3 separate regions of the Homo sapiens genome follow, and all the other regions are linked to region 2. Evidence: read pairs that join two places in POLR2A ChIA-PET (ENCODE). Cell type or tissue: Panc1. All regions are shown on one strand. Links, peaks and the distances in the headings refer to the core of each region. The heading gives the core; the rest is flanking DNA. Region 1 overlaps FXR1 (FMR1 autosomal homolog 1). Region 2 holds the start of FXR1 (FMR1 autosomal homolog 1). Region 3 overlaps SOX2-OT (SOX2 overlapping transcript).

What was found. Peaks named below come from ENCODE experiments on the same cell type or tissue, not always from the same donor. Only the 100,000 strongest peaks of a DNase experiment are listed, where the experiment ranks them.
Region 1: POLR2A ChIA-PET joins it to region 2 with 7 read pairs; 18 of 35 experiments call an interaction of 5 or more read pairs at or near these places.
Region 3: POLR2A ChIA-PET joins it to region 2 with 9 read pairs; 2 of 35 experiments call an interaction of 5 or more read pairs at or near these places.

What each region holds. Positions count from the first base shown.
Region 1 is chr3:180,974,646-180,985,554 of GRCh38, forward strand. FXR1 (FMR1 autosomal homolog 1) reads left to right here. Exons shown (of 17, transcript NM_005087.4): 16 at 668-759; 17 at 1,477-8,108. The coding sequence ends at 1,647. DNAJC19 (DnaJ heat shock protein family (Hsp40) member C19) reads right to left here. Exons shown (of 6, transcript NM_145261.4): 6 at 9,064-10,065. The coding sequence ends at 9,995. Among named protein-coding and RNA genes, the nearest start is that of DNAJC19, 9.6 kb to the right of the region's middle. In Panc1, for the core only: no CTCF peak of the experiment used is centred there; no DNase peak of the experiment used is centred there.
Region 2 is chr3:180,912,061-180,922,969 of GRCh38, forward strand. It overlaps FXR1 (FMR1 autosomal homolog 1), which reads left to right and starts at 610. Exons shown (of 17, transcript NM_005087.4): 1 at 610-676. The coding sequence starts at 626. RefSeq lists enhancers at 1-256, 72-221, 792-881 and silencers at 241-535, 542-641. In Panc1, for the core only: no CTCF peak of the experiment used is centred there; no DNase peak of the experiment used is centred there; H3K27ac peaks cover 364 bases.
Region 3 is chr3:181,417,572-181,428,480 of GRCh38, forward strand. All of the region lies in intron 3 of SOX2-OT (SOX2 overlapping transcript), which reads left to right. It overlaps LOC102724604 (a long non-coding RNA gene), which reads right to left. Exons shown (of 5, transcript NR_125407.1): 4 at 4,157-4,345; 5 at 3,592-3,889. Among named protein-coding and RNA genes, the nearest start is that of SOX2, 290 kb to the right of the region's middle. In Panc1, for the core only: no CTCF peak of the experiment used is centred there; no DNase peak of the experiment used is centred there.

The sequences.
Region 1 (10,909 bases), core at 2,374-7,373, 61 kb after region 2:
TGGGAGGGGTGTCATTGAATACACTCTGGACCTTTTCCCACTCTGATCAATGTCCACATTTTTAGGGTGGTGGTCTGTCATCTTTAGTTTGCTTGTAGTTTCTTATTTTAATCACTCAGAATCGTTTCTAGTGTGAAACGTTAAAACAAAACCATAGAATAAACCACACTTGGATATCTTAATTGTGCTTTAAAAAAAAACACACACACACATTTGAGTAAATATTTTTGTATCTGAAATTTTCAAATTTAAGTATATCATACTGTGATTTGGACCAAATTTGCCCCATTCCCCCCTCCCCCCGACTCCCCGATAATTGCAAACACTGGGCTTAGAACACTGCGTTTGTATTTCCTTTTACTGGTTGTGGGTTTCTCTAACAACTTTGTTCCACAACATTAGGGTCAACCAGAAGCAAATAGCTGGATTCTTGGGAAAGAGGAATTTAATCTAGATTTCCTCAATCTCAAGCTTGAAATTTTCTTCAGCACCAAAAGCCCAGGTAGATTTTTAAAGCTTTGTTTTTGGTTGGAGGTGATACCCAGCTTAAGAAAATTTTGACACTGGGTGACCCACCACTAGTTTAATAGTGAAATTACCCTTTATCCATAAATAAACTTTAGAAATATTTTTTCAACACCTGTAATTTTTTTCTCATCTTTAACAGTCACAGTTGCAGATTATATTTCTAGAGCTGAGTCTCAGAGCAGACAAAGAAACCTCCCAAGGGAAACTTTGGCTAAAAACAAGAAAGAAATGGTAAGGAGAATTTAACCTGTAGGTTTTTTTTTTTTTTAATTTTTGGTATGGTTTAGCTTTATTTTTTTACTACTTTTACTGTGTGATCACTTGTTTCCACAAATAGACAATACTATTTTAGTTAAAGACTCTTGAATATGTTCTTGGCCCCAGGTAACTAAAGATATGCATGCTTGAGCCTGAAATACTTTTTAGTTAGAGCTTCAAATAGCATTTATAAAATTCATTCTGCCCAAAGATACTGGGCATAGAGACTATTGCCTAATTCAGGAGCAATAGGCTATATACCTCTTCTCATTGATGGATATAGACCTTTTAAATTTTAGTTCTTTTAAATGCTTTACAGTATTTGATATGTAAATGTGATTTCTCAAAATAAGGTGAGTAAAGTAGGTGATTATTTGTTTAATATTAACTGTTTATGTCATTTTCATGGTGAGCTTTCCAGTGTTTTAAAATTAGGTACAGTTTTCATTAGTTTAGATGTTTTCTGTGGTTTGGGCACTGCTAGGTACTAGAGATACAAAGTTGAAAGACCCATAGAGTGGAATACTTTGTTATTTGTTTTGAATTTTAAAGATGTTTTAATACTTTGATCCATTGTGGTATATAAAACTGAAATTTTTAATTAGCTAATTAGTGTTTATGTAGCTGTTTTCCTCCTCAGCTATAGATTTCATTTATAAAGAAGTTGAAAAAGTTGTCTCCCTTTGGCAGGCAAAAGATGTGATTGAAGAGCATGGTCCTTCAGAAAAGGCAATAAACGGCCCAACTAGTGCTTCTGGCGATGACATTTCTAAGCTACAGCGTACTCCAGGAGAAGAAAAGATTAATACCTTAAAAGAAGAAAACACTCAAGAAGCAGCAGTCCTGAATGGTGTTTCATAAACTGAAGAAGTTCCTAGTTTACAGTTCTTTTACATTACATTTACAATAGTGCTTGTACAAGCTTGCCAAAGATAGAATATGGATCGCCAGTCTTTACATCGCACTTTCAGTTCCTCCATTTGGAATTCAAAAAGGGGAGGGATCCTGAAGAAATCATATGTTAAACATACTTTGACACCTACTGTGTTATAAAATATATCATCAGATGTGCCTTGAGAATAGTATATGTAACATTAAAAAAAAGTTGCTGGCTATAGGAAATGTTATTTTGTTTTCAAAATATGGCAGAGATGGGGGGTGGTGGGTGGGGTGGGATCCCTAACGTAATATTCTTTATGAAAGCATTAGCTGCTTTTGTTACATTTTTAATATGCAACCACTTCTTCACCTGAGGAAAACTAGAATGAAATGCAGTCTAAAATATTTTGCACTGAATTGTAATTTCTTCATTAGTTTAGTCTGGAAACTGGTCTGTTTTAATGTGTTTTTTAAATGCTGTATGTAGAGGAAAATCTGCAGACCACTGGAATACATTTGTTAAACTCTCATCTGCAGGGACACTGGGCGATACTTGGCAGTGACTGTTCTACCTTGAGGCTTTGTTTGGTTTATTTATTAAAGTGTACAGTATTTAAAAATCAAACATAGCTTTAGTTAAAACACTAAGCTGAATTAGTCATGTCCATTCAGACATAACCTGAACTACTGAAAAGATCAATTTCCAGAAGGTTTATTCTGTATAAACTACATGTTAGTCTTCAGTAGAGTATCTTTTTTTTTTCCTTTTTTTTTTTTTTATTTCGGTTGTTTGATGTGCAATATGTTTTTGTATGCAGGTAGTAAATAAACTTTGATCTTCCATTTGCTGAATTTTTTTAACTTTCTACTTTTTACACCAATTGTTGCAAAATAGTTGGAGCTATTAATAGGCTTAGGATAGTATACTTTGCTTTTTAAAAAGCATTTATACTTGCTCATAAATAGCATTAAAATGTCAGTTGGCCATTTAATCATTTTGTAATGAATCATCTGAAATCTTTACACAAGTTTAGGCTGTTAGATGCATAGGTAATTAATAATACATGTGATAATTAGCAAAAAAACCTAACAAAATTCTAATCAAAGGCAACTTTGGAAGACAATGGGGGATAGAAGGGATGACAAGCAATTTTTAAATAATAGGCCAATGATTTGCTTTATTCATTCTCAACTTATTTTGAAGGCTCTCATATCAGTGACCAAAAATCAGTTATTAAACTTTATGTATATATTTTAGCCAGAGCTTAATTTTTATGAAGATAAAGACATGAAGTTTAACAATGGACAACAGTTAGTACAGCTAATTGTGAGGTCAAGTAATTGTTAGACATAGGGGAAGGCTTTGTTCCACAATATTATATGGACCACTGAACAAGAATGACAGCCCTTTGTTATCACTTGGCATATGAAAAGTGTTGTGTGCATAGTTTGTGTTAATTTTTTATGTGCATAAAAATGTGATTTTAATTTATATGCTCTGAAGGATAATTCAGGGTATAGTTAAAAATGTACAATGTGCCAGTTCAGTATATATAACCCTAGCCCTCAAATTATTCTGATTAAGGTTAAAATGTGCTGGTATTACGTGCTTTTTCCTGAGGCCTTCTGATTGGTTCTTGGTAACAGAATTTTAAAGTAAGGTGTGAGTAGTGCAACTCCTGTCCTTTATATATAAAGATATCAAGTAATTTCATGTCCTGATATTTAAAAAAATTACCCACAAATGTGTTTTTTTAAATCGATCAAAGCTAGCAACAGGTTAAATTGTCTCAGTTCTCTTACATAATTGGGTTAAAAATTATAAGGTATTAGAAGAATTTTAATTAATGCCAAATTGGTAAATATGGTGTAAAAAAAAAAAAAAAGACTTTTCATTTTCTCCCACATAGAATAGTCAGATATATTAAACATCCCTTTTCCATAAAGATGGTTTCAATGGGAATGGAAGAAACAAAATCTTAAAAGAGTGAGTATAGCTGAACCAATTCTTCATTCTAGCAATAACCACACTAAGTTCATTACTTTACAAATGACTAAACCCAATGTCTTGTCCTTTAAAAAATATAGGTAGTGCAGAATTGTGATAAATACGCATTTGTTTTTTTAGAGAGCCCCACTCCCCAAAGGGTAGCCATTAATTCAGGTAGCCTTTTAAATGTATTTGAGAGGGTTCCGTCTTTTTGGCTGCTATCCTAGTTAGGTGAGATGTTGCTATGGGAAGAACTTGCCACTATACACTAAACAGACACTTAAGCAAAAGATGTATTCTGGAGCCTGGCACAGTAGCTTATGTCTTTGGTTCTAGCTACTCAGGAGCCTGAGGTGGGAGCATCATTTGAACTCAGTTCTGGGCCACTGAGACCCTCTTTAAAGAGAAGGAAAAAAAGGTATTCTGGAAGATCTTGTGCAGTTGCAACAATGTTTCAGCATATATATGTGAATTCATATATGACACCTGAACGGAATCATGAAGTAACAGCTGAGATTATATGGTGGCAAAAATGACCTGCTTTTCCTGAAGCTTTGGGAGGCCTAGGATTCTTGCTTTAGGCATCACCTTTGTTAAGCCTTAAAGGGGGCTACAACTTGTGCAAAATGGTGTCTCTGGTAACACTTCAGAAATAATTGGCAAAAGTGTAATAGGAATACACAAATCTTTATTTTGAAATAATCTTGTATTTTAATGTGGAATTAGAAGCAGCACATCAAACTGGTGAGTTCACAGAAACTTACCTGAGATGATGCTGGGTTCCATTGCTGTTGTGCTAAGTCACGTATTTTTGTAGCTGCTGTTAGCTGTGTCTAGCGTTTTGTAACCTAAGGAGGGTCTTATAGAAGTTGGTATGTTAACTAAATCTTGGACTGGGAAACAGCACCATTTGTATCCTCTGCAAACAGATTTACGCTTTTGAGGCTCAAACCAACTAGTGTTCTCATGGGCTGTTGCCTAAGGACAGATAAACATGGAAAACAGGCTATGTCCAGGGACAGATGATTGGTGGTTAAGAATTACAGTAAAGGAAAATTACACCTGGATTTTCTTCTGTAAAGTTTCAAGGAACTTGGATTTGAACTGTGAATCTACTGTTTTGGCAAAAAATCTCAAAGAAAAGGATGTTTGTTACTGTCTCAGTCTTCCTGTCTTTGCTACACGATTTGGATCCCTTACGCTTTTTCGTTAAGAATATCTGTCTGCTATAGTGAATTTGCTAGCCCCTTATTTTTTTTTTTAATTTTAGTTCTTTATTAGAACGTGTACTTGAATGGACTGTAGTTGCTCATAACCCATGTTAATCTCTGATAGTATTTGGGTTTTATTTCAGGAGCTTTTGCAATAAAGCAGTAACTGCAATCTGCTAAAGTCAGACTGTTAGCAAGTGGTGTTAAAACTGATTTAAGTCCATTACACTGAACAGTAGGAAATTACCACTTTTGTAAGGCTCAAAAATGATCAACTATTAACAGTTTCTTATGGTTCAGTCTAATTACAAATTTTTAAAAAGTTTATCAGTGTATCATTTCAGATTCATCTGTATCTTCTGTAATATTATTTCCAGTACTGAGGTAAGGTACACAAAAATTCCCCTGGAAAAACTATATTCTAGTTTTGTAAGATGATTTCCCACAGTCCATTTGCTTATTTCTTCCTTTGATAATTCAAAAAGATGCTTTAGGTAATGGTACAGAATTAGAAGCTGCTATTTTAGCTCTATTAACTTTTTCTCTATGGTTTCAATTTTATCCAACCAGAGAGGGCTGGCCTAGTTGGTATCTTTAAGGCCCTTCCAGTAGTAATTTGAGTCTAGTCACATGTCAGACCCTGAGCAACACCTAACCAAATGCCCAAGTATTCTCATAAGGAGTATGCTGAATTTAAGTGGTGTTTGTTTTACATATGTATCCATCCCAGACATTTTCAACTATGCTGAATGCAATCTATAAGATATTCCAAACAAGGACAAAGTAATTTTTCACAAGTCTTACAGCCCCACTATTAAGTATGCTACTAATTAGCTTCTTGAATTTCTTTGTATTTCAGTGATTGGGATGTTCTTTTTTTTTGGGAAAGTTTTTTTACCCCTTTGTACCCTCTTAATTGGATTAACTGTAAAATGTACATATTAATTTTCTAGTTTTAGAGACCATTTTCATTAAAAATATTTTCCAATAGTTTTTCTAGATAAACAATTTATACTTAATTGTTGCTTGGTTGCTTACATTTCAACCTCTAGGCTTCCTTTTTCAGCTAACTTGGCTGTCTTCAGGTTGTAAAGAAAAATGTAAACATATATTTGAAATTTCATTAACTGAAACTGCTGTAAGGTGTTAGCAAATGTTAACCATAACAGATTATCCCATATCATTGGACTGTTCTATTATTGGGTCAGGAATAATAGGTGACACAGGATAGAAGCTCTTCCTATATATATCTTGTTGCTAAGGCAGTAGTTGGCTCTAAGCTGATAAACAGCACACTGTACAGCAGTCCAAAAACTAAAACCAGAGCTTAGGTCATTCAAGTTAACTGGTACTCAAGGTTACTCATTCCAGGATACTTTACATAACCAAAAACCTAGGAGAGCATTCTACATTGTAATTTTTTTTTTACTTTGTTTACATAAAATTTACAGGGTTTTGTTTTTTTAAGCTTAGTCTGTTCTTTGACATTGTTGATTCATGTTCTAAATTTTCATCAGATTTAACATGTTTGGAGGTTCTTGTGCACTCAATGTGAACCTACTACAAGCTTCTGAACTGCAAAACCTTTTTTTTAGGTCACTGTCAACAGAAAGATGCCTTATAGAATTTCTCATGATTGAAACAGAACTCTGCATTCTAACCTAAAACCCCTCTAACCCTTTAAATGAAGCATTATGCCTGCGTGAAATTTTATTTTTAGACATTTCTGATACTAGGTTTTCTTTACGGGGGGGCATACATATTCAGTATACTGAATTTATACAGCTTTCAGTGTGGCAATATATTAAGAAGCTAGTTCCCTAATTTTTCTCAGTTCTCATTGGTTTTCCATTTAAATGTTTCCGTAAGTACTCTCATCATTTGGAAAATACTTGATGGCAGGAGAACTTGCTTAAAACTAAAGGTGGAGAAAGAGTTAACTTCCAGGACAACCCATTATAGCTCACTTCTTACCAACAAAGCAGTTTTTATACAGCACCTTAGGACTCATTTCTAATGTCAACCCAGATGGCCAGTAAAGGCAAGGGAAGAGGCTAAGTGACTCACAAAAATCTCTGATATTGAGGTCTAATGTGAAGGCTATAGATAGGAATTCCCCACAAACTTCTAATGAGGACTAATATGAACAGCAAATTGGAGAAGACACCAAGGACCTAATTTTAGTTTCACTAGCCGTGGGACCTTAGAAAAAAGACCATTTGCTCTGGACTTTTGTTTCCCAAGCCATAAAATGTGGAAGAATCTTCACAATTTCAAGTTGGTCATGTATATTTCCCTTTTACAGAGAAAGCTGAAGCCTCGAGGCTCAGATTTACCTGGCTTCTGTTTACCTGGCTTCTGCAGAAGTTTAACTTGTAACCTACCTCTCATTCCCAAAGTGTGTTTAATCATGCCGCCTTCTTTAAAATATATCTGGAAGCACCAATGAGTAAAGACAAAGGCCCCAAGCTAGATCTGTAGAGATAAGTACTAGACTCACATCTCAGTACTATCAAGGAAAACATGCTTAGGTTATCAGAATTGTGAAGGCCATAGTACAAAAAGTTAAGAGAACGGAACTCAGGATCTGAGAAAGATCAGCCATTCTCAGCATGTTGCCTTGGCTGCTTAACCTTACTAAACTTCCATTTCCTCACATGTAAAATGTACATCATAATAACTAGTCTACTGAGATAAGGGAAGAATACTTAGCACAGTGCTAGTACACTGTAAGTACTCAAATGTTACAGATCCAAGTATTTTGTAAGAAAATACCAGCAAAAGATAAAAGTTTTTTTATGGATCGTATTTGTATCAATCACCTACATGATCTAGAGCCCTCACATGGATAACATTTAAATGTTCAGTTTGCCTAATAGCCTTCAATGAAACACGGATTCTTCTACTTAAAAAAGGTAAGCCTGGAGAAAATAAAACTGATTACTATGCAAGAAAAAAATGTGCTCTGCTGTGCTCCTTGGTATTTTTAAGTGGTTTCCATTGTCTTAACACCTGTCTTAAAACGGGTATGTTGTTTGCACTGAACCCTCAAAAGTATTTATACCTATTAAGTTAAATTTCCCTTTTTAGAGTTAATGCTTCATTGCCTGTCGGCATATTATCACTATCTGTCTTTGAAAAATTTTCTTTTAAGTCTCAACTATTTCTTCATAAAGCTCTTGTTCAGAGAAACATTTTTTGATTTGTCCAATGGACTGAAATAAAAGGTTAGTAAACCAAAATACAGTTGATCCTCATTATTAGTAGAATTCCTTATCTGTGAATTTGCCTACTCACTAAAATTTGTAACTCCAAAATCAACATCCTTTTCTGGTCATTTGTGAGTATTTGCAGAGTGACAAAAAATTTAAACCACTTTATGTGCACAAGGCAATGCTCTACCTTGTTTAAGCTCTCACACCATAAACAGATATCCTTTTTGTGGTCTATTTAGTGCCAAGTTTCATGTTTGTGCTTTTTGTTGGTGATTTTGCTGTTTTAAGATGGTTCCTAAGAGTAGTAGTGAAGCATGCTACCTAGTGTTCCCAAATGCAAAGAAGGCCGTGATGTCCCAAGCATGAGTTAGTTATAGTGCTGTTGGCTGTTAATTGAAAGTTAATGAAATACTAAAGAATGTTTTCAAGCAGAAACAGGTCGATCAAGGTTATATACTGACTGGCAGACAATATTGTGACCAAAGGGTCACAGAATCTGTATTTCTCTTAGGAACTTGTTCCTTATTTGCTAATTCAGTGTTCATAGCCACCTTAAAGAACAGAATTACCACAAACAAGAACCAGCTGTACTTTCATGTCTCCTTGTCCCTGGAAATAATTTATCCTGCATAAAAGCCTTAGAAGCTAGTGTTTCATCATACACTAAATCATAACAGACTCCATCAGATTTTAAACGAGGGTATTGGATAGAAAACACAAAGAGCAGATATACCTTTACTTTATAAGGCAGATAAATATTACCTCCACTATTTTTTTAACCTCAAAAGTCCTTGTATCCTCCAATAATTAAGAAACTTATGATGACTTAAGGAAGTTTAGACGGTAGGTAGTATAATTTATCATCTTAGAGCTACACATAAGAAATACTCCTGTTGAGAAATACATACTAGTTTATACCAGATGTTTTATACAGGTCCTCTTAAGATCCTTATATATTTTATGTTAGACAAACAGTAAGTAATTTGCCTTTAAACATCATTTAAATTTATTAGTGTATAAATTCTAAAGAGTCCAAATTAAATATGTTGATATTGAGAACATTTCAGTTTTCAGTTTTGCTAACAGGGTTTAAGCTTAATCATAACAATTGCAGAAGTTTGATTATGTCAAGAAATAGCCAACTGAAGGAATAATTTATAAATGGTCATTACCTTTAAGGGGCTAGCTGAATACAATGTAAATACTCATGCCTGTAATCCCAGTACTTTGGGAGGCTGAGGCGGGAGGACTGCTTAAACCCAGGAGGTTGAGGCTGCAATGAACTGTGATTGTACCAGACCTGTACTCTGAAATCTTTATCATACTATTTTTAATGCATGAAATAAAAATGGTTTATATGTACATAGAATACACACACACACACACCCCTAGGTCAATTTCTTAGGTCTCAGTTGTGGTTAAATTCACTTTTAAATACAAGGTTCCAAGTATCCAAGTTGCCAGGCCAGTTGCCTGTACCTGGAACAGCCTTTCCACCGAATAAGAAGAGTCCCTACTTAAACAGCTTAAGCTAATTTCCATCATACTATTTATCACAGTCTAATTACCAGTTTATCAGTCTCCCATTAAAGTGGGGGCTCCCTGAGAGCAAGGACTGTCATCTTCACTTTGCCTTGAAAAGTAGACATAGGTCCCAAATTATCTGCTAAATGAGTAATGAACAATATTTCTATTCAGAAGGTGTGTGCTTGCCCATAATTAATACGCAAATATTCTAAACTATAATCTGATTTAAAATCCCCAAATTTAAACAAGAAAATTATACCAAGGCTTTGAGATTTAGCTTGTGCTAAATCATTTTTTAAAATTGTAGCTCTGAGGCATTTTATTATAAAAACTTAGTACTCATATACATAAACTAATACGAACTTAAAATTCATCATACATTTACTTCATTTTTTAGCTTGACCTTCTAGTAAATCTTTAGCTTCATTGATTTTGGCTGCTATATAAGGAGATCCTCCTATAGGAAGAAAGAAAAAAGAACAGTTACAATATGGATTCTCAATTTCTGCTTGGTAAAAAGCTACTCTTGTTTCAAGGACTCCAATGCTTATCTGAGGGAGATTTAGCAGAAACAGTGTTTTAATTTTTAAAAAATAACCCTGACACTGCAACTGGATGACCAAATATATGGTAATATATGTGACCAATGAGAAATGAAGTAATTTACGTGGGAGATATTTCTACAAAAATAACACCTTTTTAGAAAGCTTAAACTGATAGAAATAGGATTTCTATCATATATATTAGATATATATGTATATGCCTTTGAACTGGTGTTAGCCTATTCATGATTACAGGTCATAAATGAACATCAATTATACCATGTTATTTTAATACCATGATATTCTCAGAGGCTTCTGAGCTGTTTACTGGAAAGATCCCAGTTTGCTTTACATCCTTTTTCTGTCCAGTTTTTCTTTTCCTGTTATCTACTGTCCCTTCACAATGTCATCTACAGCTGCTTTCCTACGAATCTGCTGGAGGAGTGATTCTCAAAGTATGGTCCTAAGACCAGCAAGAAATAACAGGAAATTTAGTATAAATGCATATTTATGGGGCTCCACTGCCGACCTACTGAGTCAGAAGCCCTCCATATAAAACAAGCTAAATTTCATAAAAGATACTGTGAAGTAGATATCAAACAATTATAACCCTGTTTAAAATGTCAAAACCCTTTTTATTAATGAAAGCCCTCTCCTGTATAAGTAAAAGGATACAAACACTAGAACATGAATTCTGTGGTCTATTTTTTGGTATTCAAAGAAATTCTTGCTTTCCTTCAACACAGCCAAGGCTGCATA
Region 2 (10,909 bases), core at 3,952-8,951:
GGGGAGAGGGCTAGGCCAAATTGTTTGAGGGGGTGTGGAACTGTGGAATTTGAGTGAAGAGAAGGCCCAACTTTTTTTAAAAAAAGAGCGGGGCGAAATAACTTGGGGCACAACAGTATGTCTATTTTGTAGGCATCCCTCTTCCCCAGGGCAACTGGAGCCCAAAAAGTGGGTGAGAAAGCCATTCCAGGGCAGCCAGCACTTCCAGAAGTTTAAGGTCAGGATGCCGGAGCTCAGGGGAATGCCGATGCGCCGGGCAGGCTGTGCCTGGGCAGTTCATTCTGTGGCAGCTGGAGGCACTACTCGGCCGCCGCGGTGCGAACTGCGGGCACTGTGGGGCGGAGACCTAGGGGCGGGTCAACAAAGGTCGGGCGATTGTGTCTGGAGGCAAATCCGACGTAGACGGCGGCAGGCGGAGCCCAAAGCCGGTGATGCAGGGTGCGCAGGGATCCCACCTGGAGAGTCGGGGCGGCACGTTGAGACCCCAGGGGTGAAGGGCGGGGGATCCCAATCCCAGCCCTGTTTTCCCCTCCCCTTTCCCCGCCTCCTTCTCGCCCCTCCCCCCTCCTCCCCTCTGGTTGGAAAGTTTCTAGAATCTCTTCCCAGCGGCCTTTGCGGTTCCAACATGGCGGAGCTGACGGTGGAGGTTCGCGGCTCTAACGGGGCTTTCTACAAGGTACTGACCGTTTTGCCACTTTGTCGAGTGTTCTGGGTGCTGGAGCGCGTTTGAGGGAGGGTTGGTGGTCCCAGAGAGTGAGGTTTGGGGTCGGAAAGGCAGCCAGGCCAAAGCTCGAGGCCGCTGGATTCCTTGCTTCTCCCCCCTCCACCCGCGGTTTAACGGTCTCGGGGGCCGGGGCTCCGTTATGTTTTGAAACAACACGTCGGACACCTCTTGCATTTTCCTAGTTATGAACCCTCTTGGTTGCTAGTGCGGTTCTTGGCGGGCCGGTGGGAAGCAACTGAGTGGCTGCTGGGCGGCGGGAGCTCCTTCGGAGCAGGCCCGAGCTCTGGGAGGTGGGGGAGTCGTGAAAGGAGGCGGTGGGATTGTGTGGTCTCACCCGCTCCCCCGCCCCTCGAACTGGGCCGGGCGGGAGCTCCTCAGCCCGCTCCTCCGACCCCTCCCCACCCCTTGGGGCGGGTGTATCGCGGAATCTTTGGAATTCACCCTTGTATTTGAGTTTTGGGCCAACAAATCTTTAGTGTCTGAGGAGAATGGGGGTACCGGATTGAGGGTTAGGATCAAATACAGAAAAGCAGAAAACCTTGAATTGTGGCGGGTTGGAATATTTTTGCGGCCTGGGAAATTGGGCGGCGCCTTAGCCCCTCTATTACGGAAGAAAAGGAGAGTTGTGAGCTTTAAAGTAAGATTTAAAATGCGAAATGGATCAGGGAGATAGGTGGAGAGGTGACTAATTTCTTTATATCACTGCCCCTGTTTTTGGAGGGAGGTTTTGTTTTGTTTTGTTTTTTCTCCCACGAGGTTTTTTGTTTGTTTGCTTGGGAGGAAGGACATCCATTACTATGGAATCGGGGCTGAAAAACGTAAGAGGAATAGAGTAGAGGAATTTGGTGGGGCATTCAGCGTTCACATATCTGAAAATGAAATCCTAATAGTTTATTTTTTGCCACTATAGCGTTCTTTTCTCCTTATTTTCCCGAAATACGCCAGGTTGTTAGAAGATCAATACAGAATCTCCCCAGCTGTTGTCTGTCAGTCAATCTCACTAAGCCAGCATCTCAAATGTTTGAGAGTCTTGGCTATTTTTATGAAGGGCCTTCTTCTAATACATGAGTATTGTGCGTATGCAAAGTGAATTCTCACAGGTTTTCATTTCAGCGTACCTTTTATCCTATGGGTTTTTATTTTATTTGGCCACGATTTTCTATTTTCAGCATTTTGATTTTCTTTTCTTAGTTTACTGATTAGCTCTGTGGATTTGGTTTAACTGTCACGTGGTACCAGCATAATGGGGAATCACAGCGTATAAAGGATCCCCCTAAGCTTTTTGCAAGTTTAAATCTCCTTAGGTGGTAAACTTAAAGTAGGAACAGTGCCTGTTGGAAATGAGACTTTATGTTAATGCGTGAGTAGTTAACATTGACGTTCTCGGTTTAAGACTTGATGTCAGACCAATGACCTAGGTGAAATTTGAGTACATAGTTAATTGACTTTTGTTGTTATTGAAACCTGGTGGTTGCTTTCCCTGGACTACTGCAGATACAGTTCGCTGGGTAAGACGGCGAAAAGAATAGACTTATCTATGTTTTTCCTATCAATTGTAGATAAGTCGTTTTGCATCACCCCCCACCCCTTTCCCGAAAAGTTTTAAATTCTCACTATTTGGCCCTGTAGTTCTTGTATAAGGGAGGTATGCATTTTTTCTTGCATATTGGAAAAAATAAAGTGATTATTTTGCTTTATTTCATGGTTCTGCATCATGCATGTGGTAGACAACTATTTTTAGCAAAGTATATTTGTCAATAGCCTGCTATGCAAGATATTTTTTCCTTTTTTTAATAAGGTGAAGGTAATTTTAGTAAAGATTGTTTGCAGTCTTACTTTGGTTTCTCACGGTATTTTTTTTTTCCAGTCAATTCACAATGAATCAAATGTCCCCATTTTGGAACTCTGAAGTATTTATAATTGATCTCTATACATATCTACAATCTACTGCTTGTTTCTACTTAGACTTTGACTCCATTACTCATTTTGCCTCACAAAGTGAGTTGGTACTTTGACAAAGGTTGGAAAGGACACTAGCCACCTGTGTGTGCACTGAAATCATGTACGCTTGAACATTTGGAATTTTATGTCCAGCCATAATCCACTTGCATATGCACTTTGTGGAAACTGTGGTCTTCAGAACTCTGGAAGAATGAGAATGGCGGAGTGGAAAAGAGTCCTGGATTTGAAGTAAACAGATGAGAATTCTAGGTCTGTACTTCACCTTACCATTATCTAACAATGGACCCCTGAACAAATCTCTCTGTCTAACATGAGGGGCTTGAAGTAGTTCTGTGATCCCCAGTATATTTTTATCCTATTAAACTGCTGACTTGAAAACCATTGGCTTATTGCACAGAAGTTTATTGCTTTTTATTCATTAGAATGTAAAAGTTAATGTTAATTTACATACAGTAAAATAAGCCTTTTTTGGTGTACGGTTATGAATCTTGATAAATGCTGACAATTATCAAGATTAACTGTCACTTTAACTGTGGTGGTGTCAGCATTTATCAAGATTCATAGCCCCCAAATTTCCGTCATGCCCTTTTCAGTCAACCATTCCTCAACCCCAGCTTCTAGAGTGTTTTCTGTCCCCATAGTTTTTCTTATTCAGAACGTTACGTATATAGAATCGTACACTATATTGTGTAGTGTTTTGAGTCCGGCTTCCATTTAGCGTAGAAGCAATTTAATTTTAATTAGTTTTTTTCCAATTTAGAAGATAATACATGGTCACTGAGGTAATTTTGGAACTCAGCAAAAACTAGAAGTTGCCTTGAGATGAGAGCTGTTAACATTTTAGTGTATTTCTTTGGTTTTTTTTGGTGGTTTTTCAATGTACAGGTGATCTGAATTTCCCTTTTTTCCCCTCCTCTTACCCCGTATAGGCAGAAGACACACATTTGGCCGTAAGTGTGAATTGCCATTGATGAGTTTCAAAGTCAGTTATCATGCCTTGAGGCAGTACTCTGTAGACTTTGATTAAAGTTTTTGTAGTAGAACTGAAACTTCATTTCACAAATTAATTGGAACCAGTGAAACGCTGAAGATCTGAATATTTTACCTAAAATTAGGGTAGCCTTTAAAAAATAGTATGTACACAAATGGTGGCATGCTAAATACATTGTTCTGCATTTAACAGTGGCTCTATAGTTAGAGATATTAGAAACTTGATTTGTGCATGTTCGTAGCCCTATAAATCTGCGGGGATGAGAGAGAATGGGAAGATGTTAATTAAGCATTTGTTGGTGGGCTATGCTGTTATATAAAATAACATTATAGGCTTTGTACTTTTGTACTTCTCATACCTAAAGTAGCATCTTAGGTTTTATACTACTGGACATTTAAGGTGTCTTGAAAAAGAAAGTTTTAATGAGGTAGAATGTATATTCTATAAAACAACCTTTTTTAAGTGTACAGTTGAATGACAGTGTATTTACAGAGTTGTGTAACCACCGCCACAGTCTTCCTTCAGAACGTTCCATTACCCCACAGAAACCTCCGGCTCATTTGCATCATTAAAGTGCTTTTTAACTGATGTATAAATATATATTAGTCTTTGTAATAGCATTGCAATTTGTATGGCCTTGGGCTGAGTATAATTTCATTTTATTTTTATTTTTTGAGACAGAATCTTGCTCTTTTGCCCGGGTGGGAGCACAGTGGTGGGAGCGCAGTGGTGCGATCTCGGCTCACTGCAACCTCCACCTCCCAGGTTCAAGTGATTCTCCTGCCTCAGCCTCCCAGGTAGCTGGGACAACAGGCATGTGCTAACATGGCCGGCTAATTTTTGTATTTTTAGTAGAGACGGGGTTTTACTGTGTAGGCCAGGCTGGCCTCGAACTCCTGACGTCAAATGATCGCCCTCCTCGGCCTCCCAAAGTGCTGGGATTACAGGTGTGAGCCACCACGCCCGACCATGAGTATAATTTTAAATAGAAGTTGGAAGTAAGTCACTCAGTTTCTGGCTCATAGGAAAGTTTCCATGATGTTCGAAGGGAACCTGTAAGCTCTGAGATTTCAGTCACTTTCTGCAGAAGGTAGAGTTACATTTTTTTGTTTTCTTGAGACGGAGTCTTGCTCTGTCACCAGGCTGGAGTGCAGTGGTGCAATCTTGGCTGGCTGCAACCTCTGACTCAGTGGTTCAAGCGATTCTCCTGCCTCAGCCTCCTGAGTAGCTGGTATTTCAGGGACGCACCACCACGCCCAGCTAATTTTTTGTATTTTTAGTAGAGACGGAGTTTCACCATGTTGGCCAGGATGTTCTCGATCTCCAGGATGGCCTCCATCTGTCCGCCTCGGCGTCCCAAGGTGCTGGGAATACAGGCGTGAGCCACCGCGCCTGGCCAGAGTTAATTACTTTTAGAGCTGTCTGCTTCCACCGTGTAACTGTCTACAAAACAAATCTCAAAGTACTATATTTCTATAATTCCCTGTTTAGCTTGATTTAATATTAAGTGGAATTTGAGCGTAATCTAAATTATGCATAGATATATTAATAATGATGACCAATAGAATTATAGTAAAAAGTTGCGTTCAGAGGGTATGCTGACTTTTCAAGGTTAGTACAGAATCTTGTTAGTTGGTTTCATTGTGGAGATTTGTAATTGAAAAAACGATAATTGTCTTAATATTAGGCCACCCTGTTAATTTAAAAATACATAGTTCCAGATAATTTAAAATGGTTGTTTTGCATATTTAAAAAGATAATTTTCATTAAAATGCTAAGTAATGAAGATTTAACTGGATGTCAAAATAAATGATCACAACAGCTTTTATTTTCATTCACAGATAGTTGCAAAACGTGGAGGGGAAGGAAGGCTGGGATTTTCTACTCTATCTTGCTGATGGTGATCACAGTTATTAAAAAGTCAACTTAGGCCGGGCGCCGTGGCTCATGCCTGTAATCCCAGCACTTTGTGGGGCTGAGGTGCGTGGATCACGAGGTCAGGAGTTCGAGACCAGCCTGGCCAACATAGAGAAACCCCGTCTCTACTAAAAATACAAAAATTAGCCAGGTGTGGTGGCACGCGCCTGTAGTCCCAGCTACTTGGGAAGCTGAGGTGGGAGAATCGCTTGAACCGGGGAGGCAGAGGTTGCAGTGAGCCGAGATCATGCCATTGCACTCCAGCCTGGGTGACAGAGTGAGACTCTGTCTCCAAAAAAAAAAAAAAAAAAAAAAGTCAATTTAAATGCATATATTTCTTGTAAAGTTTTGTGTTTTGTATTAGAAGAGCAACACATAATTACGAAAAATATGAAAGCAGAAAAGCACATCTTACCTATCTAGAGAGATACTGTCAAGGCCCTGGCTTTAAATACTTCCAGAAAACATTATTTTTCCGTATTTTTACTTTTATGTACCTGTTATTTTCTATGTCAGATATTTGTGTGCCTTCTGTAAGATAATAGTTTAAGATGAGAGCCTGTTCTTTACTAGATTATGTATTAAGCTTCTATATGTATTTCCTGATTTTCTTTTCCCAAGAACTCTGTGAGGTTGGTTTTATTTTTTTAATTTTTATTTTTTAGTAGAGATGGGGTCTTGCTATTTAGATCAGGCTGGTCTCAAACTCCTGGTCTCAAGCAATACTCCCATCTGGGCCTCCCAGAGTGCTGGGATTACAGGCATGAACCACTGAGTCTGGCCAGCATTAGGGATTTTTCAAAGTAACTTTTAGGATAGTGAGCTTACATTTTCATTAGGAGGAAAAGGGCAGATACTTTGCTGGATTATCACTCTGGATAAGTTCTCTATCACAGTGTTTAAGGTTGTCAAATTAGCTTTTTTGTAGTGGGAAGAGCAATATGCATTCATTCCATGATTGACCCCTAATTCTTGTAATAGTTTTTAACTGGCAGGATCATCCAGGTAAACACCTTGGTTTTTTCATATGCAGTATGAAGCAGTTGTATTTCCTTTAACCTATTTATAAGTTGTGAAATCTTTGCTAGTTTCTGTTGATGGCAGTCCCATCTACCTCTAGCAACTGTAACTAATTTTCATTGAGTACCCAGACTACTTACCAGACTTTGTAGGTGCCTTACTCGAATTTCCCATTTAATCCTTTCAACCACAGTGAAGTAGATAACTCCACTATTTGAGAATACTGAGGCTAAGTGAATCCAGGTCTGTAAAGTTAGATGCTGATTCAAGATTCAGACTCTAAAGTTTGACACCACAGAACCAATTTCTTTAACCATTATGGTGCAATATTTTTTGAAGTACAAATGTTTTGCCACATTATTACTAATTTTGAATTGTTACTAATATGAGGAGAATTATGAGGAATAAATTGGGAGGTTCCCAGAGAAATGATTTGAGCTATGCCTTTGCTTTAGACAAATCTGCTTTCTAATATAGTAGCCACCAGCCATGGAGCTGAAATGTACTAGTCTGAATTGAGACATGCTTTAAATGTAAAATACAAATTGGGTTTCAAAGCCTTAGAATTAAAAAAAAATGTGAAACACCTAAATTTTATTTTTTTTTTATTTTTGTTTTTTTTTTTTTTGAGCCAGAGTCTTGCTCTGTTGCCCAGGCTGGAGTGCAGTGGCACTATCTCGGGTCATTGCAACTTCCGCCTCCTGGGTTCACGTGATTCTCATGCCTGAGCCACCCGAGTAGCTGGGATTATAGCTGTGTGCCTCCACGCCCAGGCAATTTTTGTATTTTTAGTAGAGACAGGGTTTCACCATGTTGGCCGGCTGGTTTCGAACTCCTAACCTCAAATGTTCCACCTGGCTCAGCCTCCCAAAGTGCTGGGATTACAGGCGTGAGCCACTGCGCCGGGCCAATAATTTTTTACATTGATTACATGTTGGATAATATTTTAGGTATATTAGGTTAAATAATATTGAAATTAATATTATCTATTTCTTTTCATGCATTTTGTTTTATTTTGAGATGGAGTCTTGCTCTGTTGCCCAGACTGGAGTGCAGTGGCGCAATCTCAGCTCACTGCAACCTCTGCCTCCCGGGTTCAAGCAATTCTCCCGTCTCAGCCTCCTGAATAGCTGGGACTAAAGGTGCCAGCCACCACGCCCGGCTGATTTTTGTATTAGAGATGGGGTTTCACCATATTGGCCAGGCTGGTCCCAAACTGCTGACCTTATGATCTTCCTGCCTCAGCCTCCCAAAGTGCTGGGATTACAGGCATGAGCCACTACCTCCTTCTTTTAATCAAGATAATTTATGCTATCAGTGTATTTAACTTGCCTGCCATTCTCTATCTTCAGCGTTTTTTGCTGTCTATTTTGGGAAGATGAACAGAGGTCTCCATTAGTAAAATAGCTGATGAAGTTTATTATTGTTGGCAAAGGGATGCGCTCCCGTGTTGAGATTTCTTCAGATCAGGAGCCTCAGAGGCTCCTGAATTCCTTTCTTAATCTACATAATTAATCATAGGTAGCTGTTTTTGGTTCCCTTTTCATGTAACCTTTTTGTTTTTACAGTTTTTCAGGTTATTTTCAAGTCTTAAATTTTGTTGATATATGTACTTAGTTCATAGTAAGCCCTCAGTGTATATTTGTTGAATGATGTGTAATCTTAGTAACTGCTAACTTCATCATTTCTGATTTTGGTTCAAACTGAATTTAAATGATTTTTTTAAAGAAGTTATGTTTTGATCTTGGTCAAGTTCAGATATTGTCACAAAACTTTATGCATGCATAGAGGGAACTGTATAGAACTTAAACTCTGCAACGAGAAAGTCAGAATAGTTTTGTTCTTTTTTTTTTTTTTTTTTGAGTCTAGCTCTGTTGCCCAGGTTGGAGTGCAGTGGCACAATCTTGGCTCACTGCAACCTCTGCCTCTTAGGTTCAGGCGATTCTTGTGCCTCAGTAATTATTGTAGCTGAGATTACAGCCATGCACCACCACGCCCGGCTAATTTTGTATTTTTAGTAGAGATGGCGATTTGCCGTGTTGACTAGGCTGACCTTGAGCTCCTGATCTCAGGTGATCTGCCTGCCTCAGCCTCCCAAAGTGCTAGGATTACAGGTGTGAGCCACCATGCCCGGCCCAGAATAGTTTTGGGTGGCCATTTGGAACTGTTAACTTATTCCATTTCAAAGAGAACTGTTAGATAATACATACAAATGGGTGAACCTAACAAGCCAAGAACATTACTGGTATGTAAACAGTAGTAGTAGACACTTGTGTATTCTTAAAGAAATCTTCACATCCTCATTGTCCTTTTTCTTTTTTCAAACTCAGAACAGTTACATGCTCAATACTAATGAATGCTGAATGCTTGCCTTGAATAATTTTTTTTTCTTATTAGAGCTTACTCCATAATTGGCTGGGCGTGCTGGCTCTTGACTGTAATCCCAGCACTTTGGGAGGCTGAGGCGGGTGGATCACTTGAGGGCAGGAGTTCGAGACCAGCCCGGCCAACATGGTGAAACCATCTCCACTAAAAACACAAAAATTAGCAGGGCATGGTGGCTGGTGCCTGTAATCCCAGCTATTCTGGAGGCTGAGGCAGGAGAATCCCTTGAACCCAGGGTGGGGGTGTGTGTGGAGGTTGCAGTGAGCCAAGATCACGCCACTGCACTCCAGCCTGGGCAACAGAAACTCCATCTAAAAAAAAAAAAAAAAACTTGTAATAATTATTGTAATGTATAATGTAATTGGTAAATTTGCAGACTTTTTGAATTTGTGGAACAAGTATCTAGTGATTTGGAATAATTTTACTTTGTAGATTTAGTTGCGTAGATCTTTTTAAAAAGTATATTGTTTGAAGTTAAGACATTTTTTTGATTGCAGTAGCAGCCTTGACTATTTGGTACTTGTTGGAATCAAATTACAACTTAGATCTTTTAGTTGTGGTAAGCATCTTATAAGTTTATATCTTATAAATTTGAGATCCCTAGAGATGGAAAAATTAGAAGTGGGGAGTGGTGATGCACATACGTGCTGTATGGAAAACGTGTTGGCTGACAATAAGATATATTCTAATTCTTAAAAGTATACGTTTACATAGACACGTGTATAATTTTACACACACGTAAGTATGATATAAAAACTTAGTCTGTTGTATTTTTTTTTCCCCTGGTTGCTCTTCACCACCTGGGTCTCTCACCTCCGCCTCCATATTAGGTAACCTTTGTTTGTAGCACATATACGTGGTTCCATATATTTCACTATGCTCGTAGAATTGTATATAGGTACGCATTCAGTTACAAGTATAGGGTTTTTCAGTATTACTGTATAAAAATAGGATCATCCACATCTTAACTATTTTCATGTGGAGTATGATTTATTTTTTAAGGTTATATAATCATAACAATGTATTAAATTCAGCCATTCCCCAGTTAATAGACATACACTTTGTTTTCAGTTTTTTGTCGCTCCACATAACTATTTCCATTGGATAGATATCAAAGAATGGGATAGCTTGGTGAAAGGGAACCTTTAAAAAAACAAAAAACTGTAATAAATGTTGAAAGATTGCTTTCCAAAAAGGCTTCTGATGCTTCCTGTGTTCTCCATCAATAATAAATGGCAGCTTTTTCTTTTTATCTGGGCCAGAAGTTGGCTTTATGATCTTTAATTTTTGCCAGTCTGTTGGATGTAAAGGGATATCTCATTGGAACTTGATCCCAGTTGTGAATTTTAATGTTGTTTGCCATTTGAACTTGTTCTTTTAAGACTTGCCTTTGTTTGCCATTTGATTTTGTTTTTCTAAGAATTGCCTGTCTTTTGCCCATTTTTTTGTTGGGGTGTCCTTTGTCAGTTTTGAAAATCTTTCTGTATTATGGATATTAAGCCTCTGACCTGATGTAAGAGTGTCCACTCTCCCACCTATTTATTTAGGTTATTAATTTTGAGATAGGATCTCAAAATAAATAATACTGTGTCACCCAGGTTGCAGTGCAGTGATAGGATCATGGCTCATTGCAGTCTTGACCTTCCAGGTTCAAGCGATCCTCCTGCCTCAGCCTCTGGAGTATCTGAGACTACAGACATGTGCCACCATGCCCAGCTAATTTAAAAAAATTTTCTGTAGAGATAGGTCTTGTTATGTTGCCCAGGCTGGCCTCCAACTCCTGGACTCAAGTGATCTTCCTGCCTCGGCCTCCCAAAGTGCTGGGATTACAGGTGTGAGCCACACTGTGCCCTGCCTCCCCATCCTTTTAACTTCTTTTCTTATATTGCTGGTCATAGTGAGATTTTAGT
Region 3 (10,909 bases), core at 2,958-7,957, 500 kb after region 2:
TGTAAAGAAAAGGCCACAAAATGCATCTTCTGGTTACAAAACAAAAGTCTAATAAAATGTACCTTTGCATGGCTGACTTTGAAGTCCTTCCTTATAAATGGGCAATGCATTTTGCATTTTTTGGTCATTTTCCCCAAGTGCCTTTCAGTTGTAACAATCTGAGTTTAGTTTCCTAAGAAAGAAGCCCCTCTTTCTCATTCGTCACATCTAAGAGGTTAGAGAGTATGTTTAAACAGATATATTTTCTTTTCGTCTAACCTTGTCTGGAAGATATAGGAAAACTAATTTGCCTTATTTACATATGGCACAATCTATCCAGTATTCAAGGGTTTGTCAGAAACAGGAACCTTGTGCATTTCCATGGTAACCGATGGCATGCTGACAGTATCTGGCTTGTTGCAGCTTCGTCTAGGCAGGCCGGCAATTAATCAGCCATCTACATGCACAAAATTCTTTGTGAGTGAATGGCAGCGCGCCTCTGTAGTGCTGTCTGTGCTTTTACAATTTTGTATTCCTGCCGGGCAAAGTACTTTTTTGTCTCTTCTATTCATTTTCCATAGCTCCCCAAAATGTGTTAGAAAAGAGTATGGGGGGTGGGGAGAAGGGTAACACAGGTACCTGTAATTTCAAAATGACCTTATTTCTTCTTAGCATCAAATATGCCAGGGTATGTTTCTTCCTTTTATTCTATGCCTCATAGTGGGTTTGCTTTTTATTTTTTTCTGGGTTTTCTTGGGTTTGTGCTAGATGGTCCCTTAATCTGTGTCTCAAGGTCCTTTATTGTTGGTGCAAGTAGGGCATACCTACCAAAGCAGGTCTGTGCATAAATTATGGCTGGGCCTGTGTCATGCAGTGTTGTCTTCTTAGAGTCCCTTTACACCACTTATCTGGTTCTATCTTCTCAGCTACGTGGAAGGTATATTATTGCCATTTTGCAGACTGAGATGCAGAGAAATTAAATGATTCAGCCAGCTTTAAGTTTGGGATGAAGCACTCCAGTGCTCTTACCACTGTGTCAACACAGAGAGGCTGGCAGTCCCCTTTTATGTATGATGATGTTTTAAGGTATAGAAATCACTGTTATTTCACATCAATATTCTGGCATTTTCTTTCTCAAAAAATAGTGCCATTGAATTTATTCAGTTGGGACCTTGTATTGTCTAGGATCTGGACAAGAGCATGAGTAAGTTAACAATTTGGGCCTTAGGTTGTTAGTAGAAAGCTGTGTCTGGATTTTGCCTACAATTCTGACTATGTCACATCTAGGGAAGCCATCTAGCTTCTTTCTCTGTGAAAAAAAAAAGGGAATTGATTCGATTATCTTCAACAGTTCACCAAGCACAGAAATTCTGTGGTTCTCCATGTTTTCTAGGACATTAGTTTGGGTAGTTAAAAGTAATTTGGATAGGTCAAAATTAAGATCCATAATTCGTTCAGTCTTTTGTCCTTGAAAGATGACAGAATAATTTGCATCGAATTGAATTGAATAAATTTCTTTTTCAAAAAGGAAAAAGAAAGATTTGACATCTGGGTGGCTGACAAATCTCAGAAGGTCAAAGCTCATTGAAATCAGATTTGGACATTTGCATTTCCACAGATACCACATAGCAAAAATCCAGTTGCTTTCAAACTTCAGTTTAAGCAAAATATCTTTTAAAAAACTAGGTATATTGGAACCTAGATATATTAAGTTTCTGAAAAGTTTTGTGCATTGGAAGAAAAGTTTTTTGTCGGGGGAGTTTTAATGTAAAAAGAAAAGTGGCAAGAAAGGTGTTTATTTATAGATGAAAATGCATGTAATTTTTGTTATTCTTTAGAAATCTAAAGTTATTGTATTTATTTATTTTTTAAAAGTCATCTTACTAGTGTAGGGATGTAAATATAAATATATATTTTATATGCAACCATCCTTTTCATAAGTTCACTTTTTATTACATTTATTTATTCAAGGAAGATTATTATGTAATTTTTCTTTAAATTTAGAAAGTAAAAGGAGACCTTAATTTCAAAGTAAATCCCATTTGGATAATATAAAAATAAGGATGCTCTTTCATACAAATATTTGCCACTCATTACTTCAACTCTGTTTCATTCATATTATGAATGATCAAGTCTCTAGTACAACTGTTTTCTCCAACTTTGTCTTTTTGTTAAAAAAAAAAAAAGTTGAAGTGTGAGCACAAAGCTTGTGTTTTTCTCTAACCAGCGATTGTCCATCCTTTTGTAAGTGCTGACAAGAGCTTCACTTATTCTTCCATACTCAGTTTCTCTTACTTGTTTATGTGCTAACTATAATCCACTACTTAATGTTCTATTTAACATTTTAACCTATTTTAAAATATCCTATTTCCTCCAGGATTCAATTAAATTTGTCAGTAGTATTCCAGAATAGAATGTTGTTTTTCTTACAATTAAGTCCTTTTTTCTTCCAATTTCTTTGGATATCTTGTGTTTATACAAGAAGTGTATCTATTTTTTTAATACAGTGTGGCTCATAGTATGTGGTCTCTGTAATTTTGTGCTGCTGATAGAAGAACCAGGCAAAAACTTTCTCTACCTGGAGAGTGTTACCATGAGCTTTTGCATATTCTCCTTCAATTTCTTCTTCTATTTCTCCTTCATATTGTCTTGGGCCTCTTTTATTTAAGAAGGTATTCTATCACACCATTCACTTAGTCATTCAACCAGTATTTATTGAACTCCATTATTTGGATGTTTGGGAATCCACCAACACCACTACTACTTAACAATAATCCAATATATGAAAAATCTTTTCTATAGAAGAAATTATTCTCATTCATATCTAACTTGAATATAACAGATATGAAAATACGTAGCAATTAATTACTTTCAGATGTAACTTTGTATCTACTAAAACTTTTTCATTTTCTAGACTATAAAGTAAGAATAATAGCACTTAATTTGTAGTTTTGTTAGGATTAAAGTGTGTAATGCACCTTGCAGATTTACATACTCAAAAATGATAGGCTACTGGCACTTAAGTAGTCAATTCATAGCAACAGGAAACAGAATGGTGGTTACTAGCATCTGGGAGGAGGGGGGAATGAGGAGTGACTGCTTAATGGTACAAGGTCTCCTTTGGGGGTGATTAAAAACTGTTAAAATGTACACTTTAAATGGATAGATTTATGGCATTTGAATTATATCTCGATAAAGCTATTTTAAAGCTAACATTAAAGCTTGGAAAATTTTACACAAAATTCCAGATTGACTTCTCTTGAAAAAGCCTATAATCTGACACCACCAGCCACATGGTCTCTCATGGGGTTCTTCTTGTTTAAGGAGTACAGAGTTTCAAATTTGCAAGATAAAATGTTCTAGAGATCTGTTTCACAGTAATGTAAATATACTTAGCACTACTGAACTGTACACTTAAAATGATTAAGATGATAAATTTTTTGTTAGGGATTTTTTACTACAGTGAAAATATACATAGAAGTAGTTGTTCAAAAAATGGTAGAAGTGTTTGTTGATAATGTTATGAATACTTTTCTAATTATTATCTGTGTCATTATTCTTACTAGCTTGGAAGTCCTTAGTTTATTGTGATGGTTAAGTAAAGGCAGAAAACTCTGTATTAGTAGAACCTGATAATGATATATATTAGATCAAACCATATACAAGCATGATATTCCATTACTTTTGACCTACAAAAATGGTAATTTTATATTACTTAACCTAGCACTTGTGAAAATATCTTAATGTAACTAGAGTATGGCTTATTGATTTGCTTTTGGATACCTTAAAATTTAATGTAAAGTACACTTTCTTTTAGCTGCTTTATCCCCACTTCAGGGCCAATATATAACATTTGATTTCTGGCTGTTCCATTTACTGGTTGTGTGATCTTCAGCCTCAGTTGTCTTATCTGTAAAAAGGAGAAGATAAATAGAATTGTGGTCAAGCTTTACTTGATTGATGGATTTACTGTTGTGAATAGTTTGCACAATCCTTTTTCCTATACATTGTTGATGTGGGGAGGGGAAAGGGGTAGAAAGAGGAGAACAGTAACCAAAAATATATCCATCTTTCCTCAGAATATTTCTCCCATTTTTATTCCATTCCCTCTACCTATCTCCCTGGCCCCAGAGTCACACTCATCCTACATGTGCGGCAGAATTCACCTTCCTCCTACCTGACTCTTTGTCATACTCCCAGGGTCCAAGCAGGAGGGTGATTAGAAGGGGCAGTGCAGGGGGTTCCCATGACCTCGGTACAGATTCCAGCCTCAACAGTCACTAATTTGTAATCTTGGCCAGCCATTGCCCTTGTGAAGAGTATGGAGAAGATCAGGGGTTTCTCAAACCTCCAGGTTTTAACCAGTCTAAGATGAAATGAGGAAAATAAAGACAATATTTATGTAGCTTTAACATTTTAATCTGTTTTATATTTGTAGCTAGATCTATATTGCTATAAAGTTATACCAGTCCTTCCTTAAGAAAGGCTGTTCTTTATACTAAGATTATGTTTTTCTACCTTTTTTTTGTTTTTGCTTTTCAAATGTCTTCTCATTTATGAAATCACGGGCAAATGGATGATGGGTTTTATGCAACAACATCACATGGCAAAATTAAAACCTGGCAACCCTCCATCTTCCCCCATAAAAGTTGTACTGCCTTGTAAAAGCTGAAAGTCAGAACCTTATGGATTCATAAATTCTAAGGATTTTCCTCAATTTAACATTCTATTATTTGAGAATTCATTTAAACTGTAGATCCTTAAGTGATTTCTCGGCCTGAGGATCAGAGAGGTTTCATGGTCTCAATGAAATCAGCATTTTTTACAGGTTTTTTTCCCCAAACATCTTTGCTTCACCAATATAGAAGCATAGTAAACTTTTAAGAAAGATAAATTTTCCTTTTGCAAGTTGGGTTCTTTGCATATCATAGTTAAGTATGAGAAATATGTTGGGTTAGAGAGGGGAATACATTACCTAGAGTAATATAAACAGAAAAAAATGCATAATCACTTATTGCATTTTTATTTTTCTCCACACAATGCATAATAGCTGGGGTTTTTTCTTTCATGACGGTTATCACTGGAATTATGCCTTTACTAGTTGTATGGTTATGGGGTTAGTGTCTCTCCTCCTTGCAAGATTTTAAGCTTCATGAGGACAATGATGATATTTCACTCACCATAGTGTGTCTGGCATCTAGTTCATGTTCTGCAAATATGAATACAGTGACATGTGCCATAAGAGAAGGGAGGACCTAAAGATCTACAGCAAAATCAAGGAAAACCTTTCAGAAGAAATGGCAGGTGAGGTATCCTTAAATGGTGGCCAGCATTTCAGCAAACAGATATGAAAGATTACATGGTATAAACTACACTTATAGAACAGAGTACATTTAATAGTGTTCTAATCCTTTAAAAGTTGGTAATCTCTGTATATAAGATAACTTCTAAATAATCTTTTTAAAATTATGATTAGTTAGATCTGCGTACCCTAAAGCCAGTCTAAAAAGAAGGGGGTTCTCTTCATATGAAACGTAGCACATAGGAAGGACTGGGAAGTATTTTCAACTAAAGGATGTAAAGAGTTAAACATTATTCCAAGAGTGTTAGCTTGAGAGACCAACAGCCACAACCTCATTGTGATTAGAAAAAAAAAAAAACAAAAAACCCAGGAAGAGAAGGGCTTGAGTGAGAGATAAGAAGCTCTGTTTCCATCTACCTGCAAGGTAATTGATGAGGTAGCAAACTTAGAGACAAATCGTAGGCATGAGGCAGTGTGCTGTGTGAAATAAGCTTTGATTTTAAGTGAATTTGTGTTTTACCCTCAGCTCTACCACTTACTAGCTGGTGACTTAGGGCAAATTAGTTAAACTTACTAAACCTCAGTTTTTTCTTTAGTAAAATGAAGAAAATAAAACTCCATAGAATTTTTGTGGTAGATAAAATTATGTAAAAGGGACTAGCACAAAATCTAAACCAGTAGATATTAATGAAACACTCATTTCCCTCCACCTTTTTATTGTCTACTTGGTCTACTTTAGGTCTTGAGCTTTGCTCCTTTGCAGGAAGATACTTATTCCTTGGCATCACATAGGCTCTTTGTATATCCCCAAATCTGGAAGCAAATATTTAAATACAAAAGCATCTGGGCATGGTGGCTCATGCCTGTAATCCCAGCACTTTGGAGGCCGAGGTGGGCGAATCACTTGAGGTCAGGAGTTTGAAACCAGCCTGGCCAACACGGTGAAACCCTCTCTCTACTAAAAATACAGAAGTTAGCTGGGTGTGGTAGTGCACACCTGTAATCCAAGCTACTCAGGAGGCTGAGGCAGGAGAATCACTTGAACCCAGGAGGCAGAGGTTGCAGTGAGCCAAAATGGCACCACTGAACTCCAGCATGGGTGATGGAGGGACATTCCATTTCAAAACCAAGGAAAGAGAAGGAAGGAAGGAAGGAAAGAAAGAAAGAGAAAGGAAAGAAGGGAGGGAGGGAAGAAAGGAAAGAAGGAAAGGAAAGGAAGGAAGGAAGGAAGGGAAAGAGGAAGGAAGACAGGCAAGCAACCCAATGAGTCTAATAGTAGCACTAAGTTAGTTTAATCTGCAGAATTGAACCTAGAAAATCAAAGCTTGGAATCTTCACTTTTGTAAAATGCCCAAAGCAATTTACCCATCTACTCTGCCTTCTCTGTTCTTTCTTCAACTTGAAAGAGAATTAAACGTCAGATTTACAGCTCAGATTCAGGTTACTTTATGTCAAATTCTCTATCTACGTAGACAAATTCAGCCAGGTCTTGCTATGCTGGAGCAGCTTTCACTGTGGGAGGAGGTGGTGGAAGTATTATGGAAGTTACTACTTATCACTGGGTGCTGAGAAGCAGCATGCTCCGCCATTCTCATTACCAAACTTGTAGTCAGAAGAACTCTGCCTGAGCCCCTGGTCTGCTGCTTCCTTGCTTAGTGATCCAGAACAGGACCTATTAACTTTCTCAGTCTCCAAAAGAAAAATCTTGCCCCTTGAATAGTGCTGACCTAAAGTTAATACTCAGTAAGCATTCATGAAATGAATAAATGTTACAGAAAGTGACATCAGTAATTATGTTCTACGTATTTGTGCTGTCGTCCCTTAAAACTGTGGATATAAGTCCACAGTCTATATCAAGTCAAACTTAGTTAAGTTAGCCTGCACCATTTAGCCAGGAATGTATGTGCTCCTGTTACAAAATGAAAGTAACTGGCCTAGAAGCCTGACACATCAGTTGTCATCTTTAATGTCCCTTCATCATACAATTCCTCGATGGCTTCATATATCACCTGTCAGGTAATCTTCCAGAGAAGCTTGACTTTAACCATTTGTTCTGTGGTTCAAGTGATGAATGAGATGGGTTAGATCATTTAATTCACTATATGGCACCCAAATGTTAAAGCTGGAGGAAAAGAATGTCTGACAAATTGTTTGTTGTCATTAAGGTTTATTTCTCATATGCCTTTGATGGTTCCCCTCACCTCATTATTGTCCAACACACAAAGCTAACTATTATAAGGAAGACAATACTTAATGGATGCTAGACAAATGATAGTTGGAGCTGTCTGGTGCACTACCTGATAAGTGAGAGCTAAATTATAATGTCATTAGATGGAATGCCTCAAGTTATTATAAAGTTGTGCTTCCCACAATGTCCTTGCTTTATCCTCAGCATGGTTCTTCCTGGCATCCGTTTTCACTCAGCAGCTGCCTTGTTTCCAGAACAGCTGAGACCGAGTGTTGAATCCTCTGTTATGCCAATTTTAAAATGTCCAACCAATACTGAGAATGTGTGTTTTGAGTATTAATGTCATCCAAACATAAACTTTAAGAAAATAAAAACGACATATTTTACAAATGCAGCCTTTAAAAATTTGTAACAATACAGTTAAAAACTTTGTATAATTCACAGGAAGACTGGGTATATAGAACCATAAATCCCCATTTACACTATCTTTTTCTCCAGGCACAAATTCCCTTCTTAGATTGTTCGTATGACAATTTCCTACCCAGTCCTTACAACATATTGACACTCAGTTAATAATTCAAGATGAATGAATGAATTTATGAATGAGAGGAAGTACATTCAAATATACAGATACTAAAAGCATGTTAGTGTAAAATATTTTGCGGACAAGTTGATTGTAAAGAAAATTAATTTCACTTCATCCACAAGGAAGTTAGGATTTCTTGGCATTTTGTGTTTGCAACAAACAAATAATCCTGATTATTATTTAAAATAGCTCCATGAGTTCACTTAGTGTTTGTCAGATTTTAACAATACCTGACAAACAGAGCTCTGTATTTATTCGTGCATATGAAGAGCAAGCTTCATTATTTTTTGGTATTAGGTAGATCAACCAGCAGACTCACTCATTCAGTGACCATAAATGTTGTATAATGCATTAATGACTCCTTAAGTAGAGCTCACAAAAGTACCACCCCAGTTTCTTGTACTAAGTAGCATATTTCAAATATAATTTTTCTGTTTCACTGGTTGTGAATACTACTAAATCAGATATATCTGGGTTTAAATCCTGGCTCTACCAATTACAAACTTCTTCAACTCTATGCCTCATTTCTTCATCTTTAAAATGAGAATAAAAATCATACCATCAAAGAGTTGTTATGAAAATTGTTTGCCTGTAAAGAATTTAGAGCAGTGTCTGGCACTTAGTAGGTATTCAATAAATGTTAGCTAATGTTGTAGAGTTGTAAATAATTTTAGTCTTGTTAATTTTCCAAAGTGATAAAGCAGGAAGGGTTAAAGGCCCCTAGTTCACCTTAGGTCCTGCCTGGCCCTTAAGCCAATGTAATCCAAAAGAAATGTGAGAGCCACATGTGTAACTTAAAATATTTTAGTAGTGGCATTAAAAAAGGTAAAAAGAAACAGATACCATTAATTTTGATAATATACTTTCTTTAACCCTGTATATCCAAGAATAGTAACATTTTAACATGTACCCAACATAAACAATTTAATAAGGTATTATACTTTTTTTTTTCTTACTAAGGCTTCAAAATATGGCATATATTCTATACTTTTAGCACATCTCAATTTGGGAGCTGAGTTTTGATTAGGAAGAGTTGGTTTCGATTACATAAAATTTACAGTTGAACAAATGAACACACATCCAAGTTATTTCAAAGATATTTAGAAGTTTTTACATTAAATCTAGTTCTTAAATTTAAATTTAAATTAATAAACTCAGTTTCTCTGTCCCACTAGTCGTATTTCAAGTTCACCATAGTTCCATATGGCTAGCACCACCCAAATTAGACAGCACAATCCTCAGCAATCTCAAGTTGAACATACCCAAGACCCTGCCACTCCACCTATCATAAAGCTGAACTACATTTTAAGCTCCGGTGTTAGGATACAGGAGGTTTGAGCAGGATGTTACGAAGAGAAGAGGCTGAGTCTACATGACATCGTAAATCTGCTATAAAAGTGAAGACACAATGGTGAAATTGGTGGTGAGGGATTAAGGAAGCCAAAACATATTCATAGAAATAGAAGCTTCAGCCATGCATGGCCCTATGGAATGCTTGGTCCCCTCTGTGCCTTTTTCTGCACTACTCACTCCTGATGGTTTCTTTTTTTCCTTTTTTTTTTTTTTTTTTTTGAGACGGAGTCTCGCTGTGACACCCAGGCTGGAGTGCAGTGGCTCGATCTCGGCTCACTGCAAGCTCCACCTCCCAGGTTCACGCCATTCTCCTGCCTCAGCCTCCCGAGTAGCTGGGACTACAGGTGCCCGCCACCTCACCCAACTAATTTTTTGTATTTTGAGTAAAGACAGGGTTTCACCATGTTAGCCAGGATGGTCTCAACACTCCTGATGGTTTCTAATGGGCCTATTGACCTGTAATTAGAATTCTCAGGAAGATATCACAAACCACATTAGCACTGTTTTTAATTTATGATCAATAAATACAAATCTTCAGGCTTGAGAGTGAGTGTTCCTTAGAACCAAAGTTGACTGAATCAGAGGGTTTGTTTGTTGGTCTACTTTTACTGAGTACATTCCACTAAAAAATTTAACTTTACAATATAAATCTTTAAAAAATAGGTTTAACCACCAAGCTTATTTATTCCTTCAACAACTATTTGGTAAGTACCTACTTTGTTGCAGGCTCTCCATTAACTAATCAAGACACAATGGTGAACTGTAATAGGCAAATCTTTTTCCTCATATAGCAGTGTCTGGTGGGGCTGTAGACTAGTAAATACACAACTGCATTTCAAGGTGACATGTCTTGGCAATATGGGGACTATTCAGGCACAGAGAAAAGATGCCTACGCCTGAGATGAGGCACTGAGGGAGGAAGTCAGAAAGACTTCCAGGAGGAAGTACTGTCTAAATGGATAGAGAAAGAGAAACAAAGACTTATTCAGGGAATAAACTTTCTTTTTACAAAAAAGGACTAGAATGTCAATGTCTGGGAGAATGGCAAAGAGAAGAATGTGCAAGAAAAATTCAATGTGGCTGAATGGCTGAACTATTAGGATCAGGGTCAGTCAGAGAGATTAGGCTGGGGAAGTGAGCAGAAGTGAAATTATCCAGAGCCTCATGAGCACATTGGAGAACCAGTGAACAGCTGAAAAAAGCATGATCAGATTTACACCTAAGAACCATCATAGTGGCTGTCATGTGGATGATGGAGTAAATAGGACAAGAGGCAGAGAAGCTTGGTAAAAGACAGTGACGCTGTAATCTAGGTAAGAGATGAGAGTGGTCTGAACCAAAACTTTAGCAGTAGGGATGGAAGGAAGCATATGACTGGAGGGAGATTTAGAACATAGCGTTTACAAGATTTGGCAATAGACTCGGGTAGGGGGGTGGGCAGCAGAGCCCAAGTTTCTGGCTTGGTAGTGTTCCCATTCATTTGATCAGGGAAGAGAGGAGA